2 separate regions of the Homo sapiens genome follow, and region 1 is linked to region 2. Evidence: chromatin contacts called from ENCODE Hi-C or POLR2A ChIA-PET data. All regions are on one chromosome and are shown on one strand. The core of a region is the stretch at or near the end of the contact, and the rest is flanking DNA. Distances in the headings are between cores, read along the strand shown.

The links. A loop is a pair of places that touch in the nucleus more often than their neighbours do. ChIA-PET counts read pairs that join two places held with the same protein, here RNA polymerase II (POLR2A). Pooled maps may share reads with other maps.
Region 1: a map of naive thymus-derived CD4-positive, alpha-beta T cell shows a loop between it and region 2 (11-fold over the local background). The contact joins the promoter of RPN2 here to the promoter of NORAD in region 2. A Hi-C loop is called at or near these places in 1 of 168 maps with a recorded cell type or tissue (naive thymus-derived CD4-positive, alpha-beta T cell), 1 of 37 single-sample maps with no recorded cell type and 9 of 50 pooled maps. POLR2A ChIA-PET finds 5 or more read pairs at or near these places in 1 of 52 experiments (activated B cell).

The regions. Positions count from the first base shown.
Region 1 is chr20:37,176,641-37,181,913 of GRCh38, forward strand. RPN2 (ribophorin II) reads left to right here and starts at 2,690. Exons shown (of 17, transcript NM_002951.5): 1 at 2,690-2,729. The coding sequence starts at 2,717. MROH8 (maestro heat like repeat family member 8) reads right to left here and starts at 2,908. Exons shown (of 25, transcript NM_152503.8): 1 at 2,749-2,908; 2 at 2,583-2,747. The coding sequence starts at 2,840. RefSeq lists enhancers at 2,248-2,807, 2,316-2,395, 2,746-2,795, 2,808-3,365 and a silencer at 2,916-2,965.
Region 2 is chr20:36,048,127-36,053,288 of GRCh38, forward strand. It overlaps NORAD (non-coding RNA activated by DNA damage), which reads right to left and starts at 2,834. Exons shown (of 1, transcript NR_027451.1): 1 at 1-2,834. RefSeq lists enhancers at 1,831-3,030, 2,511-3,082 and a silencer at 2,570-2,779.

The DNA of each region.
Region 1 (5,273 bases), core at 1,440-3,939, 1.1 Mb after region 2:
AAAACAACCACCGCCAGTGGCTCACGCCTGTAATCCCAGCACTTTGGGAGGCTGAGGTGAGTGGATCACTTGAGGTCAGGAGTTTGAGACCAGCCTGGCCAACATGGTGAAACCCCGTCTCTACTAAAAATACAAAAAAATTCAGCCAGGCAGTGTGGCGCGCGCCTGTAATCCCAGCTACTCGGGAGGCTGAGACACGAGAATCGCTTGAACCCAGGAGATGGAAGTTGCAGTGAACTGAGATTGTGCCATTGCACTCCAGCCTGGGTGACAGAGGGAGACTTTGTCTCAAAACAAACAAACAAACAACGAAGAAGCTGTCAATCTGTTTCCAAAATGGTCGTACCACTTTACATTTCCATCAGCAGGATATGAGAGATCCTGTTGCTCCACATCCTTGCCAACATTTGCTATTGTTGGTCTTTTTCTTTTTCATTAGTCAGGTGTGGTGGCTCCCATCTGTGGTCCACAGCTAGTCACTAGGACCACAGATGCGAGCCACCACACCTGGCTAATCAAAATTTTTTTTTTGTAGAGGCAGGTCTTGCTGTGTTGCCCAGGTGGGTCTCGAATTCCTGGACTCAAGTGATCCTCCTACCTCAGCCTCCCAAAAGCTCTGGGATTACAGACTGAGCCACCATTCCTGGCTGCATATGCTAAGTCTGTGGTGTAAATACTCCCATCATGGCCAAAATCAAGCTACCAATACTACCTTGGGAAGAGATGTTCAATGGCATACTGTCATATATTTCCACCACACAGTTACAACAGATATAAGCAACCACAAAAGCACACAAAACGTAAAATGTAGTGAAATAATTAGAAAATAATGAGTTTTGTTTTCAATATACTTTATTTCATCCTAAATTGATATAATTTTCTAAATGGCTGTATTTAACCAATTTGCAAAATTACTGCAAATTTAACAATGGACTCTCAAGATAGTATGAGACAGCTCCAGCACACCACTGGTTGGTTGTCTTATTCTTGAGCTGGGAGAATTCTTTATATATTCTACATCAGCACTGCCCAATGGAACTTTCTGCAATAATGAAGATGTCCTATAATTTTGAGTGGTCCAATCTGATATCCACTAGTTATCTGTGGCTACTGAGCACTTGAAATGTGGCTAGTACAAATGAGAGACTGAATTTTAAATTTTACTTAATTTTAATCCATTTAAATTCAAATTTAAATATCCACATAAGGCTAGTGGCTATCATAACAGACACAGAAAGAACTGACTCTCTCCCATGCGGGATAACATTTGGGACAATAATAACGTTAATAAGAGTTATATTGTGCATACTTTATATGTTCATAAAACTGTAGTTAAAAGCACAGATTCTGGAGTCAGCTGCCTAGGTTCAAATCTGTTTCCTTCTCTTTAAAATGGGATTAGCCTGTAATCTCAGCACTTTGGGAGGCTAAGGCCGAAGGATCCTTTGAGCCCGAGTTCCAGACCAGCCTGGGCAACAAAGCGAGACGCGGTATCTACCAAAAATAATTTTAAAGATTAGCTGGGCGTGGTGTCGCAAGGCAGCAGTCCCAGCTACTCCGGAGGCTGAGGCGGGAGGGAAGATTGCTTGAGCCCAGGATGTCGAGGCTGCAGTAAGCTGTGATCGCACCACTGCACTCCAGCCTGGGCGACAGAGCAAGATCCCGTATCAATAAAAAAGGAAAGAAAAGAAATAATGCTTGTAGAGCGTTCGGCACAGTGTCGGGTTATACTGTAAACATTCAGTAGTTGGCGCTAGTTATTAGAGCGGTGTTCCTGGATGAGCCACCTCCATGTTGAGCCTGTAAAACTGGCCTAATATGTTCTCTATGAGTCACTGCATTGCTCTGCAAATCAGATAAAACGTCACTCGTAGGTCAGTTATTAACAACCCCACTGATAATCTTTGGAAAAAACTGACATAATTTTCTTTTTCTTTTTTTTTTGGTGAGACGGAGATTTACTCGTTGCCCAGGCTGGAGTGCAATGGCGCGATCTTGGCTCACCGCATCCTCCGCCTCCCAGGTCCAAGCGATTCTCCTGCCTCAGGCTCCCGAGTAGCTGGGATTACAGGCATGTGTGACCACGCCCGGCTAATTTTGTATTTTTAGTAGAGACGGGGTTTCACCGTGTTGCCCAGGCTGATCTCGAACTCCTCACCTCAGGTAATCCGCCCGCCTCGGCCTCCCAAAGTTCTGGGATTACAGGCGTGAGCCACTGCGCCCGGCCAGAAACTGCCACAATTTTCTAAAGAGGAAAAAAAAATCCCTTCTAAGCTATCCCCTCCCGACGAGACCCTTCCTGTTCCTTTAAAATGGGCCGGGCAGCAGAAAGACGAGTGAGTGACAGCAGACAGGCCAATCAGAAGCGGCCCCGTCTCGGGCCCACCCCGAGGCCTGGCCCAACCGCGTCCCGGTAGCTCCCGGAATAGGAGCGTTGCGAGACGGTCGGTTCCAAGTGGGCCTGGGCGCGGGGGAGAGGCGGGTCTGTCCTCGGGAACTGCAAGGCCCTGTGAGCGGGAGGACTGGGATCCCGGCCGCGGCTGCTGGAAGCGTCGAAGCTCAGCGGGGCCGCGGACACTGACCTGTGCTTAGAACTCATCCTGGCCCGCAGAGCCTGCCGCGAGTCCCTGGCGTCCCCTGTGGCGGGCTCTTGGAGCCACTTTCCCGAGCGGAAGTCAGCCCGCGGCTCGGACTCCGGCGGGACCTGCTCGGAGGAATGGCGCCGCCGGGTGAGGAGTTGCGCGTGGCTTTGGGGAGAGGGCTGTCGCCCGCGGGAGGTTACTAGTCGCCGCTCGAGAGCCGGCCAGGCGGGATCCCCTTCCCCTGCGGGACAGGGGCATGGGCACAAGCTCTGGCTGGGGCGCTCTCGGATCGAGGGTCCGAAGGAGGGCTGCGAGCTGGTGGGAGTGCCCGCGACCTGGCGGGGTTGGTGCCTGGGGGAGGGGTGCAGCGCGGAGCTACGGGTCGCCCCGAGGCTCAGCCGTGGGGACCGCGGACGCGCTTAGCCTAGGTCTGGCCTCATTCATTTCACTCGCGCGGGCTTCTGGGCCAGGCGGCCTAAGGTTCTGGTCCCGGCGCTGCCCCTTACTCCGTGTGAGGTTTTGGGCAGATTGTCCTTCTTTGTGCTGTAGTTTCCCATTCAGTGAAAGGGGCAAAGAAAACCCTCACTTCTCTCTGGGAGCCTGGAGCATAAGTTCTCAAGTGACACTCTAGGTGCAAACTTGCAGTCGGCCACGTATTCATTGTGTAACCCAAAGCAGGTTACTTAACCCCTCTACACCTCAGTTTCTCATCTGTAAAATAAGTTAGTCAAATTAGTCACGTTATCTGCCTCGTTGAGTTGCTTTATTAAGTGAAATAATCTTCGTGCTTAGTTTAGAACAGTGCATGGCCCTAGGTAAGAACTAAGTTAACTGCATTGGAAGTTACTGAGTAGACGCTGTGCAGGGTGGAATTTCATGTAGCCTCATCGTAACTTTGGAAGCATGTACTCTTGTTACTACCATTTGACAGATGAGAAGTTGGAATCCCACGGAAGGGAACTTACTTGCCCAGGGTGACACATGAATGAGTCAGTGGCTCACCGTTTCATTATTTGAGAAGTTCAGGATAGTAAAGTGGTTAAAAGCAGACTTTGGATTCAAATTGCCTGAAGTTTGATTTTCAGTGATGTGTCCTAGGGCAGGTAACTACTTCTGAGCCTTACTTTCCTGGTCTGTGAAATGCAGAAAATAGCCACCTTGCTTAGATGTTGTGAGGATTTAATGATTTGGTGTGTGCAAAGCACAGCATAGCGTGGGCATACCTAACATATTAAGTGCTCAACTTTTAGTCAGAAAAGTTACTGCTCTCGTTAACATGGAGTGAGAAGATTAGGATTCTGACACAGGTGCTGTTTTAGGGGAATTTACGGTCTAGGTGGGAAAATGCTAGTCGCAGCCATTCACTAGATCTTCATATATTGGGTACCCGCCTGTGCACAAGGCATTGGGGATTCAGCATTAGTATCTTGACTCCGCTCTCTCTTAGGTCTTTCTGTCCATTAGCAGTTTCTGATAGGCTTTGACTTTGAATTCTAGCCAGACTAACTCTCATCACTTCTCATCATGTTCACTGCTGTTGCCCTGGTTTGGGCCACCATCATCTTCTGGCTTGGATTATGGCGGTAGTCTCCCAACTGGTGTCCCCTGCTCTGTCCTTGCACCTGCATGGTCTGTTCTCCACACAGTATTGTTTATTCTCAACACAGTAATACCATTAGAGTGTAAGTCAAATCACTCCTCTGCTTAGAACTTTCCAGTGGTCTCCAGCCGGGTGCGGTAGCTCACGCCTGTAATCCCAGCACTTTGGGAGGCTGAGGCGGGCGGATCACGAGGTCAAGAGATCAAGACCATCCTGGCCAACATGGTGAAACCCCGTCTCTACTAAAAAGACAAAAATTAGCTGGGCATGGTGGCACGTGCCTGTAGTCCTAGCTACTTGGGAGGCTGAGGCAGGAGAATCGCTTGAACCCGGGAGGCGGAGGCTGCAGTGAGCCGAGATCGCGCCACTGCACTCCAGCCTGGCAACAGAGCGAGACTCTGTCTAAAAAAAAAAAAAAGAACTTTCCAGTGGCTTCCACTACGGTGGTATACAAGGCCCTCTGGATTTGTCCTCTGCTACCTCTGTTACCTCATCTACTTCTTACCCTTTGCTTATTCCACTCAAGCTGTACTGTCCTTGCTGATCTCAAAAAACACTGTATGTGTACATACTCCTGATTCAGAATGTTTGCATTTGGTTTTTCTTTTCTTTTTTTTTTTTTTTTTTGAGACAGAGCCCCAGGCTGGAGTGCAGTGGCACGATCTCAGCTCACTGCCCACTCTGCTTCCCAGATCAAGTGATTCTCGTGCTTCAGCCTCCCTAGTAGCTGGGATTACAGGCCAAGTCACCATGTGCGGCTCATGTTTTGTATTTTTAGTAGACATGGGGTTTCACCATGTTGGCCAGGTTTGTCTTGAACTCCCGACCTCAGGTGATCCCCCTGCCTTGGCCTCCCAAAGTGCTGGGGTTAGAGGTGTGAGCCACTGCGCCTGGCCATATTGGGTTTTTCTTCTTAGCATAGTTTCCCACCAGATATCTTTATGACTTGCTTCTTCTTCAGATCTGTACTCAATATGTTTATTTCTTAGTCCTTCATAGACTACCGTATTTAAAATGCAGCCCTTCCCAAATATCTCTTCTGTACTTTATTTTTTTCCATAGCACTTACTTTGTAATGTGATAAATAATGT
Region 2 (5,162 bases), core at 1,584-4,083:
TCACTTAGAGCTGATGTTATCTCACTTCCAAAAGTCCTTTTCAGAAGACAGCCTTTCTACAAATTTTAACAAAGTGTACAAAATGTGTTAGTTTACTAACTCTACTTCTGTCATACATTGGCAACCTCTTTAATATCTAGAGACTAGATATTATAAAATCGGGACTAATTTGTCCGTTATATATACAATATATACAGTATAGCAAAGTTAAATGAAATGCATGTAACATATACACAATGGATTAAGCTGAAATTTTCTAATAAACAATGGCAAAACACCATTTGCAATTTCTTCCCTCCCACCTCCCAGGTGGTTCAACAATTCCACTTCCAAACAGCATTTCCCATCAGTTTTTAAAAGCTATTTACAAAGTGTTATTCTACTACCACTTTTAAATACATCAAGCACTTCCAAATATCTAGAAAGACTAGATATTTCATATAACTTGTCCACCACATACACAGCACTGTTAAATAAAATTGCACACACATAACAATGGTTATCATCTGAGGTATCTTCTAAATGTGGCCATTTTGGCCTTGAATCATTCCCTCCTCCCTTCCTTCTCTGCCTTCAATCCAGTGGACAAGTACAGGCACGTGTAATGCTTAGAGATGGTCAAACAAATTCCTATGCAAAAGTCTTTACAGAAGACAAGTTTTCCTACGAATTTCAACACAAAGTGTACAAAATATGCTAATTTTACTCCTTTGTCATACACTGGCAACCTCTTTAACATCTAGAGACTAGATGTTGAAAAATTAGGACTATTTGTCCATTATATATACTATATACAGAGCAAAACAAAATGCACAAAACATATAGAAAAATGGTGTCTGAAAATGTCCAAGTATGAACACACTAGTAATATTACCTTTTGCAATTTCTTCCCTCCTACCTCCTCTAAACTATTGAACAAGTATAGACATTACTATACTGTTCACAAAGGTGGCTTCACAATTCAATTTCCAAAAGCATTTCCTATGAATTTTAGCAAAAAGATATTTACAAAGTGGTATTTTACTACCTATACATTTAACATACATCGGGCACTTCTAAACATCTAGATAGACTAGATGTTTCAAGTAAGGAGTTAATTTGTCTACTATGTATACAGCAGTCTTGAATAAACTGCAAACATGTAACAACAGTTATAATTTGAAAGAGTCTTCCAAATGTGAACATTCTGGCCTAGAACCCTTCCCATCTCCATCAACCCAGAAGACATCAAATTTTCAGAAGACAATCTTTCCTAGGACTTGTAAAACAAAATGTACAAAATATATTAGTTTACTAACTCTACTTTTGTCATACACTGGCAACCTCTTTAACATCCAGAAAGACTAGATGTTGTCAATTAGGACTCGTCTGTCCTTTATGTACACTATATACACAGATAAGTAAAACAAAATGCACAGACATAATGATTCATCTTGCCTCGCTGTAAACAGGATGGCATAGAGCTCTCTGCACCTCCCCCTCCTCTCTCCTCCCCTGAACCACTGCACAAACACAATGAGTATTACTCAACAGGTGATTTGGCCATTCCCCCCCAAAAATATTTCCTATGAATTGTAACAAAAAGGTATTTACAAAATGTGATTTTGCTACCTCTAATTTTAACATATCAGGCACTTCAGAACATCTAAAAAGAAGAGACATTTCAAAAAAGCTTAGCATTGTCAACTATATACACAGTAGTGAGGAATAAAATGCACACAAAACAATGGATAGAATATGAAAATGTCTTCTAAATATGACCAGTCTAGCATAGAACCTTCTTCTCTTCCTTCTCAGGTCTTCCAGCTCCATGTCATCTAACCCACTTAACAAACGTGGACGTATCGCTTCCAGAGGCCGTCTTAACAACTCCATTTCCAAAAGTCATCTCCAGAAGACATGTATTTTCTATGATTTCTTTTAAACAAATGAGAATTTACAAGATGTGTAACTTTCTAACTCTATTTTATCATACGTCGGCAACCTCTTTCCATCTAGAAGGGCTAGATGTGACAAATGTTTTCTATTAAAAGGTTGGGGTGGAGTTGAGAGCAGCTTTTTCATATTATATACACAGGCCTTCCATAAACGGCCAGTAAATCTTCCCAGAGGGTGGTGGGCATTTCCAACGGGCCAAACGTGGCCTGTCATTCTACCATTTCTCTCTTCCGACAGCAAAGTCTGGTAGAATGAAGACCAACCGCCCGATGGCCGCTAACCGTTCCACCCGTCGTCGTTCGGGACTTCGCTCACCTTCCAGGCCCCTTAAGGCCTTTGTCCGTTGTCGTCAGGACTAGGTAGGTCTCGCCCAATGGCGACAGAGTGGTCACCCGGGAACCGGATCTGCGCGGCTCCGTGGCCTAAAGAGGCGGCCGAGCCTGCTTGCGTCCCTAGGCCGCCTTCCCGGGCCGTCCACGCCTTAATGGCCTCCGCCGCGCGGCGTTCGAGCTGCCGCCATACTTCCCGGCCCACCACGCCCAGCGCCGCCCAAAGGCGCTGCGTCCCGGCGGCTCTGCGGGGGTTTCGTCGAGGCTTGGGTCGGGAGACCCGGGTGCCGGCGGGGTCCGGGCTGGGAGACGCCACGGCCGCCATTAGTCACCGAGGTGGGGTGGGAAAGAGAGGTTCGCTGCGGCTTCAAGGTCTGGGCACAGCCAGTGGGCGGGCACAGCCAGTGGGCAGCCACAGCAGAGGCCTCCGTTATCTGCAGGGCAGAGGGCTCGGCCTGTCCCGGGGCCCCCCAGTTCACCCGCCGGCCCGGGGCCGGAGGGCCTGGAGGGCCCTGGAGGAGCGGGCTGCGTTCTGCGTCTCTCCGCGATCTCTGCCGGACCGGAACTGACTTGGCAGTTCTCTGCGCTGGCAAGAGAGGAGCGGTACCGGAAGTGCCCTTGCGCTGGGGGCCCGCGAGCCGTGGTTCCGGGTCTGCAATGTTCCGGCGTGGGGGTGGGGAATGGGGAATGGGGTGTGGTCACGTGGGGTTAGGGCCCCCTCCACCCCGCTTGCTCTTCGCAACGGAAATTGCTACTGGCCTCAGAATTCCCTGAGCAAACGTTGCTTCTCTATCTCCTTACTCCTCCGGTGCTGGATAAGAAGACTCCAATATTTCATTTATTGACTCATTTACCACCTGTTTACCGAGCACCTATGTGCCTCTAAGCACGGGGGAGTGCAGCAGTAAAGAAAAAAACACAGGAAAATTTCTGCTCTCCTAAAATTTACATTCTAGTAAGGGAAACAACAATAAACAAGATCCTTAAAATGCATAAAAGGGTAGATAGCGAAAGTGCTTTGGAAACATAAAAAGGAAAGAGGAATATGAAGTGCAGGTGCGGAATGCTTTATAGTACGGCCAGGTGACTCTGGAGCAGAGACCCGAAGGAGGCGAGGGGATGAGCCATGCTTGGAGATGTCTGTAGGGGAACAGCTTATGCACAGGCCACAAAGCCGAAGCATGTGGGCCAGGCCTGTTCCAGGAACAGCAAAGAGGCTGGGGAAGAGAGGAGAGAAATGGGACCATGGGAGGGAGTTGAACTGCAGTGCGGGAGAGCTGAAGTGGAGGCAGGGGCAGAAGCAGGGAGACCTGATAACTGACTGTTGCAATCAAGCAGGTGAGCTATGATAGGGACTTATGCCAGGGCGACGACAGCAAAGGGGGCAAAAAGTGGTTGAATTCAGGGGTTGACATAAGCTCAAGTCTATAAGATTTGCTGACGGACCAGATGTGAAGTGGGAGAGCGAGAACTGAAAGATGACTCCACACTTTTTGGCCTGAGCAAATGAAAAGGCAGCCGCCTTAAGTGAGATGGAAGAAACCATGGGAGGAGCAAGCTTTGGGGAGAACACCAGGAGCTGAGTTTTAGGCATGTTAAGTTTGAGATGTCTGTTTGACATTCAAGTGGAAATGTCAAGCAGACAGATGGATTTATGAGTCTGGCATTCAGGGAAAGGTTTGAACTGGAGATGAATCTTTGGGAGTCGTCAGCATATAGATGTCTTTAAAACCTTGAGGCTGCATGAGAGAACCAAGAGAGGGACAAGGTCTGAGGTCTGATCCCTGGGTAACGTTTACAGGTCAGGGAATGAGAAGGAACCAGCAAAGGAGACTGAGAAGCGACCAGGGTGGTAGGAGAACAACCAGGAGAGTGTGGTGTCCTGGAAGTAAATGAGGAAAGTGTTTCAAGGGGAATTTATCAACAGTGTCAAATGCTGCTGATGTGTCAATTAAGATAAGGTTGGAAATGACACTTCCAGCTTTTAGAATTAATGCTGTGATGAACTTCCTCGTGAATTTTCACATTTTGTGTAGACTTCTGAATTCCTTTGGGTTTTTTTGTTTTTTGTTTTAGATGGAGTCTTGCGCTGTCACCTAGTCTAGAGTGCAGTGGCGCGATCTTGGCTCACTACAACCTCCACCTCCCAGGTTGAAGTGATTCTCCTACCTCAGCCTCACGAGTAGCTGGGATTATAGGCGCCCGCCACCGCGCCCAGCTAATTTTTGTATTTTTGAGTAGAGACGGGGGTTTCACCATGTTGGCCAGGCTGGTCTCGAACTTCTGACCTCGTGATCCACCTGCCTTGGCCTCCCAAAGTGCTGGGATTACAGGCGTGAGCCACCGCCCCCAGCCTCTGAGTTCCTTTGTTTGTATTTGTATTTTTATTTTTTTTTTTTGAGGCAGAGTCTTGCTCTGTTGCCCAGGCTGTAGTGAAATGGTGCGATCTTGACTCACTGCAACCTCCACCTCCTGGGTTCAAGTGATTCTCCTGCCTCAGCCTCCCAAGTAGCTGGGATTACAGGCACTCGCCACCAGGCCAGGCTAATTTTTTGTATTTTTAGTAGAGACGGGGTTTTACCCTGTTGGTCAGGCTGGTCTCGAACTTGTGACCTCAGGTGATCCACCCACCTTCGCCTCCCAAAGTGCTGGGATTACAGGTGTGAGCCACCGCACCTGGCCTGCATTTTTATTATTTTTAAAATTATTTATTTATTTATTTATGTTTGAGACAGGGTCTCGCTCTGTCATCCAGGCTGGAGTGCAGTGGTGCCATCTCGGCCCACTGCAACCTCCAACTCCTGAGTTCAAATGATTCTCCTGCTTCAGCCTCCCAAGTAGCTGGGACTACAAACGTGTGCCACCATGCCCAGCTAATTTTTGTATTTTTAGTAT